2 separate regions of the Mus musculus genome follow, and region 2 is linked to region 1. Evidence: chromatin loops called from intact Hi-C (ENCODE). Cell type or tissue: gastrocnemius. All regions are shown on one strand. Each heading gives the region's core, and the rest is flanking DNA. Links, peaks and the distances in the headings are about the cores only. Region 1 overlaps Gm12976 (a long non-coding RNA gene). Region 2 overlaps Yars (tyrosyl-tRNA synthetase).

What was found. Peaks named below come from ENCODE experiments on the same cell type or tissue, not always from the same donor. Only the 100,000 strongest peaks of a DNase experiment are listed, where the experiment ranks them.
Region 2: a loop joins it to region 1, with 4 times the contacts of the local background. A loop is called at or near these places in 33 of 42 quality-filtered maps.

Annotation. Positions count from the first base shown.
Region 1 is chr4:129,275,203-129,278,108 of GRCm38, forward strand. It overlaps Gm12976 (a long non-coding RNA gene), which reads left to right. Exons shown (of 3, transcript XR_868184.3): 2 at 453-1,688. Among named protein-coding and RNA genes, the nearest start is that of Sync, 11 kb to the right of the region's middle. In gastrocnemius, for the core only: no CTCF peak of the experiment used is centred there; a DNase peak (open chromatin) is centred at 1,446.
Region 2 is chr4:129,218,992-129,221,897 of GRCm38, forward strand. It overlaps Yars (tyrosyl-tRNA synthetase), which reads left to right. Exons shown (of 13, transcript NM_134151.5): 13 at 1-249. C77080 (expressed sequence C77080) reads right to left here. Exons shown (of 7, transcript NM_001033189.3): 6 at 2,824-2,906; 7 at 587-2,486. The coding sequence ends at 2,464. Among named protein-coding and RNA genes, the nearest start is that of Gm12976, 19 kb to the right of the region's middle. In gastrocnemius, for the core only: no CTCF peak of the experiment used is centred there; DNase peaks (open chromatin) are centred at 1,553 and 1,913.

The DNA.
Region 1 (2,906 bases), core at 108-2,607:
AGGCCAGCCTGGTCTACAAAGTGAGTTCCAGAATAGCCAGGGCTACACAGAGAAACCCTGTCTCGAAAAACCAAAAAAAAAAAAAAAAAAAAAATCTTAAAAAAAAATTTAGGAGGCTCATGACTAATACAGACACTTGGGAGGCATAGGCAGGATGACCTTGGTGAATCTGAGGGCAGCCTGGTCTACACAGAGTTCCAGGCTAGCCAGGGGTACACAGTGAGACTTTGTCTCACAAAATAAAAAAACTACAAAAACAAAGCCAGCTGTAATGGCACACACCTTTAATCCTAGTACTCAGGAGGCAGAGGCAGTCTGATCTCTGTGAGTTTGAGGCCAGCCTGGTTTGAATAGTGAGTTCTAGGATAGCCAGAGCTGCATAGTGAAAGACTGTCTCAAAAAACCATATTTTTTTGTTTTGTTTTTTGTTTTTTTTTACAACAAAAATCTAGAGGAAGTGGATGGACTCCAGCAGGAGGCAGAGCTTCAAGTGAGGAGAATGTGGGAGTGGAAGAGGGACGAAGAAACGTACAGATCATATGTGCACTGGGAACAGAGGCACCGCCGCGGCGTCTAGAGCAGCCTACGGGACTGTCAGAAGGGACACTCCAAGAAGGACAGAAGAAACTGCTGAGTTGGGGGTCTGCCTATGGTGGCCTGCCGATGTCTGTTTTAGAACTAAGCAGCTGGGTGGGAGTCCCACAGAGTCTGAGAGAAGGTCCCTGTCACCCTCACCAGGAAACGAGATTTAACTTCAGCTTTCCACTCGGGGTCCAGGTAAGAACCGCAAAGACTGCCGGGCTGTTCTCTAGGGATCCCTGTATCCCTCCTAAGCTATAGGATTGCATTCTCCATGTTAAAGCCCAGGAAATACAGTCCCAAGAGTCCAGAGACACAGGAGGGTGAGGAGGCTGGCTTTATACTCCAGTCTCCTGAGTCTAATGCCTGGCTCTTTCCCTGGCGTCCACACCCATGGCTTTCCAGTGTTCCTTTCAAACGGGTGGAGCTATTGCTATTGTGTGTTTACTTATTTATTTATTGTGGTACTGGGGATTGGACATAGGATCTCATGTATACAGAGCTACATAGCCCTCATTAATTTCTAATCATTCGTGTGTATGTGTGTGTGTGTGTGTGTGTGTGTGTGTGTGTGTGTGTGTGTGTGTGTGTTAACACAACGTCCTATGTAACCCAAGCTGGCTTCTATCTAGCTCAGCTATGGAACTAAGGATGACCTCGAACAAGTCATCTTCCTGCCTCAACCGAATGCTGGAATTGGACGCACACTATACAGCCTCTTGCATGTTAGATAAGCACTCTGCCCACTGAGTGATATCCCAGGCCTCTTTATTACTAATTACTGCTTTGATGACCAGGCTCCTCCCTCCAGGCTATTTGCACAGTCGGTTCAGAAAAGACAAGTCCGGTGCGCCCCCGCGCGGTCACTAAAGGAAACACACGTCCTGCTGTGGCAGGCGCCTGAGTGGGAAAGGTGAGGTCTGTGTGGCGTCCCCTGTAGGCTGCGCTAGACATCGCAGGCGAGTTAATCTGTGGACGCCGCGGGTGACTCGCTCACTCACCTGGTGCCTTGTTAGACAATCAGCTGAATCATGGTACACAACAGTGGGAGCAAGGAGGACAAAGGAAAGGCAGGGAATAACATCGTCTCTTGTAAACTACGAAAAGAGGTCAGTATCCCCTCTCCCCCTTTATTTCTGAGATTTTGATTGTTTGGTTTGGTTTTTTTGAGACAGGGTTTCTCTGTGTAGCCTTGGCTGTCCTGGAACTCTCTCTGTAGACCAGGCCTTCAACTCACAGAGATCTGCCTGCCTCTACCTCTCAGGCACTGAGGCTAAAGCCGTGCACCACCCAGCTGTTTTTCCATTTAACATACACATCTAACATAGAAGCAAAACCTGAGCCAGGAATGGTGGCACACGCCTTTAATCTCAGCACTCAGGAGGCAGAGGCAGGCAGATTTCTGAGTTCGAGGCCAGCCTGGTCTACAAAGTGAGTTCCAAGGACAAAAAAGAAAGAAAAAAGGAAGCAAAACCTGACCTCGAGGGAGATTAAGTGATCTATCAAGAGAGTTGTCTGGTTGGTTGCTTTGTTTGTTTGTTTTTGTTTTTGTTTTTTTTTCGAGACAGGTTTCTCTGTATCGCCCTGGCTGTCCTGGAACTCACACTGTAGACCAGGTGGCCTCGAACTCAGAAATCTGCCTGCCTCTGCCTCCCAAGTGCTGGGATCAAAGGCTTACGCCACCACCACCCAGCTCAAGAGAGTTGTCTGTAATCTGTACAGAAATCTGCCTGTGGCCATGATACAGTTCCTGGGGAGTATGCTTGAGAGAGTCGAGTCTGTGGTTCCCGCCACCCTGACCATAAGCCTCCCGGGGTCCAGGATAATGACACCTAAGTAGAAGACAGGGGTGGGGGAGGAGGTATCGGATGCTAGGTGCTATCAATCCTGCAAGTGTGACTCTTTTTTGTTTTCTTTTGTTGTTGTTGTTTTTGGTTTTGGTTTATTTTTCGAGTGTTTTTCTTTTCTTTTTTTCTTTTCTTTTTTTTCTTTCTTTCTTTTTTTTTTTTTTTTTGTTTGTTTTTTTTTGGTTTTTCGAGACAGGGTTTCTCTGTAGAGCCCTGGCTGTCCTGGAACTCACTTTGTAGACCAGGCTGGCCTCGAACTCAGAAATCTGCCTGCCTCTGCCTCCCGAGTGCTGGGATTAAAGGCGTGCGCCACCACACCCGGCTGTGTTTTCTTTTTCTAATAATTAATTTGTTTTTATTTTATGCGCATTGGTGTTTCATCTGCATGTATATCTGTGTGAGGGTGTCAGGTTCCCTGGAACTGGAGTTGCAGTGGTGAGCTACCATGTGGGTGCTGGGAATTGAACCTGGGACCTCTGG
Region 2 (2,906 bases), core at 199-2,698, 56 kb before region 1:
TGGCAGCATTCTCCAGGCTTCCAAACCTGAGGCTTGGCACCAGAGGCAGGACTTGCCCTGGCTCTCTTGGGGTTCCCTTGATCTGGCTAGATTGGACACTCCCTAAACAAGCCAGCTGTGTTAGCAGCAGGATGGAGATGGACTGAAACTGTGGAGCTTTCTTCAGAATGTGAGATACTCCATAAAGCATCTCAAGCAAATCCCTAACCGCCACTGTCAAGTTCAAATAAAGTGTCTGAAAAGGCTTTCTGCACGGAGTCTCGTGAGCTGCATCATCTCAGGAGACAGTGTGAGTGCAGGGCAGCTGCTACGCTTACCTAACCTGGGATCACTGACTTTAGCCACACATTGGGATGAGACAGGCAGGGACAAGTAACGGACATCCCGAGTGTCCCCTTGGCTTGTGTCAGTAGGCAGGACACCATCTCACGTGGGCCAGAGCACTGGCCTGCCTACCACAGCCAGGTCCTTCTGTGGTTCATTAGCATTAGGTTCACGCTAGCATGAGGTGTGCATTCCTCAAACCTTGTTACCACGTATTACCAGTATCACCTGCTGCCGATGTCTGGAAAACAGCAGTCACAGCCAAGTTTCAATCATTTAATTAATACCTTTTAATGAAACACAGCTTTGTCATGTGTCTCACTCAAGCTTCAGAGGAGGAGGCATAGGGAAAGGATTGTTTATAGAGACATATCAAAGACTCAAAGTAAGGAAATATAGATATATATTTCTCTCTTCTAATATTTTTATGCAAATTAAAAATCAGAGGCTTTTGGTCTCTCCATTTGCACAAGGTCAAGCTCATTTACCCCAGAGGACAGAGATGTCTCTTGTAGACTCTCCTTCCTTCTTTGTACTGTGGCCCACCCGGTGGGGAAACACAGAGAAGAACCCAAGCCAGGGCAAGAGCTCCAGCGACCCTGGCGACCCTGCATCCTGCATCGTGGGGCAGAACAGTGCTTACTTTGATTGTCCTCCCTCCCAGCAGCAGCTCCCCATCACACACGGACCAGGGAAAGACAGAGAACACAAGCAGCCCGAACAGGAGGGCTTAGGGGGCCTGGACTCCACCCCATCTCCCCAGCTCTTGACAGCAAGGTCAGTAATGGGGTAGCGTGCTGCTCCCGTCTTGGTAGTGGAGAAGCTACTGGCAGGCTCTCTTGCCAGGCTGGAGCCCCCGTTGAAAAGACTCAAAGGGTGGCCCTGAAGGAGGCACAGCCATGGAGCCTACAGGAACTCCGGCTCACCTCGAGGTGGTACAAGTCATGAGATTCTAGGAAGAGAAAGCAGAGGCTGCTCTCTGGGGATAGCCACCGGCCTGCTGGAAAGATCACAGCTTATCCCCTCTTCTAGAGAAGAGCCTGGGGTAGTAACATAAGCCTTTGGCTCCCCATCCTGGCCACAAACCCTCAGCTCCCTCCACCTGGCAGAAAGGCAGCTGCAGAAAGGACATGCACCGGAGAGTGGAGACAGGTCAGAGAAAGATTCTGAGGAATAGGCCTGGGCCCACTGCCCAGGAAGTCCCTGCCAGACCCTCCCCACACCTTGGCAGGATTTCCTGCCAAGCCGAAATGGACACATCCCATGAGCTCCTGGCTCTGAGGCTGTGCCCATCCACCCAAGCACAATCAAGTGTCACAGGACAGGTACCCAACATGCCAACATCCCAGATGGCTCCCTAGTCTGGTTTTTGGTTTCTTAGTGTAGTGCCCACAGGCCTCCTCTGGCTTCTCTCTCCTCACCATGAGTCCCCTAGAAGGAGCACCTGACAGAACTGGAAGGCAGGAGAGTGGTTGGTGGTGAGTTGAGGCACAGGAAGGCTAGCCTCGACTGCACCTTTTGTGCTTTGGAATTCCACAGCCCCACTCCTGCCAGCAGCCTGGGGAGCCTGTGGGCATGAGAGACTTGCCCATCTCCGAGAACTAAGGAAAGGAGTGGACTGGACTGGCAGAGTGGACAGACTGGTCCCAGCTGGGGGCTGGCTACCAAGCACTGGCGCTACCACCGTGTAAACAGGCTCTTGGAATGTGGGTTCGTGAGCCCTGGAGGATGGACATGCAGCCACTTTGCAAAGTGCTTTGATTCTAGATTGCAATAAACATGATTCCAGACATGAAACAAAATAAACGCGTATTCTGCTCCCCTCCCACCGCTGTGGCCTTGGGGGCCGGGGTGGGGCACAGCCACCCCCTCCCTCCAGCTACCTTCTTCAAGTGGAGGCTAAGGCCGAGGCTGAAGGGCTGCTGGAGGTGAATCCTTTCAGGCAAAGGCATGAGGGGAGGGGTCACTTGGAGGATGGGCAACACCAGGCTTGCATAAACATGGAGGCTGTGGAGATTAAGGCCGCAGGCATCCTGTCTTAGGTTGTGTCTGCCAAATCCTCTGTTCCTTGGAGCTGCTCGGGTCCCTGAGAGACTGTATCCCTGGGATGGGTCAGCAGGGCCAGTTGAGTGATGACGGTCAGACCAGTTTCTTCTGTGGATCTGTGAGAAAAGGACATTGGTTCAGCAGGCCTTCCAGCTGGGGTCTGACAAAACCCCCAAAACGCTCCTCACCCAACCTTCCTATATCCCGTCCCTTCACTGACACTAGGCTAGACACTTATAGACAGCCGGTATCGTGGGTGTCTCCGCCCCATTTTAAACCTAAGTGAGATAGGAGATAATGTGACAAAACTGAAATTTATTCCGGGCGGCTGCCAGAGCACATGACCCGACTATCCCTCCAGGCTCAGACTGCTATCAGTTTTTGTAGATCCAAGAGCATGCCCACCTATGGTGGGCCCTCTGAGAACGGATTTTGCACCAGTGCCTACAGTACCTGAACCAGGGGAGCCCATCTTCTCTGTAGCAGCCAGCTGCACACCTCCATTCTCCGCCAGCTCCCCGTTAGTCCTGTCCTCA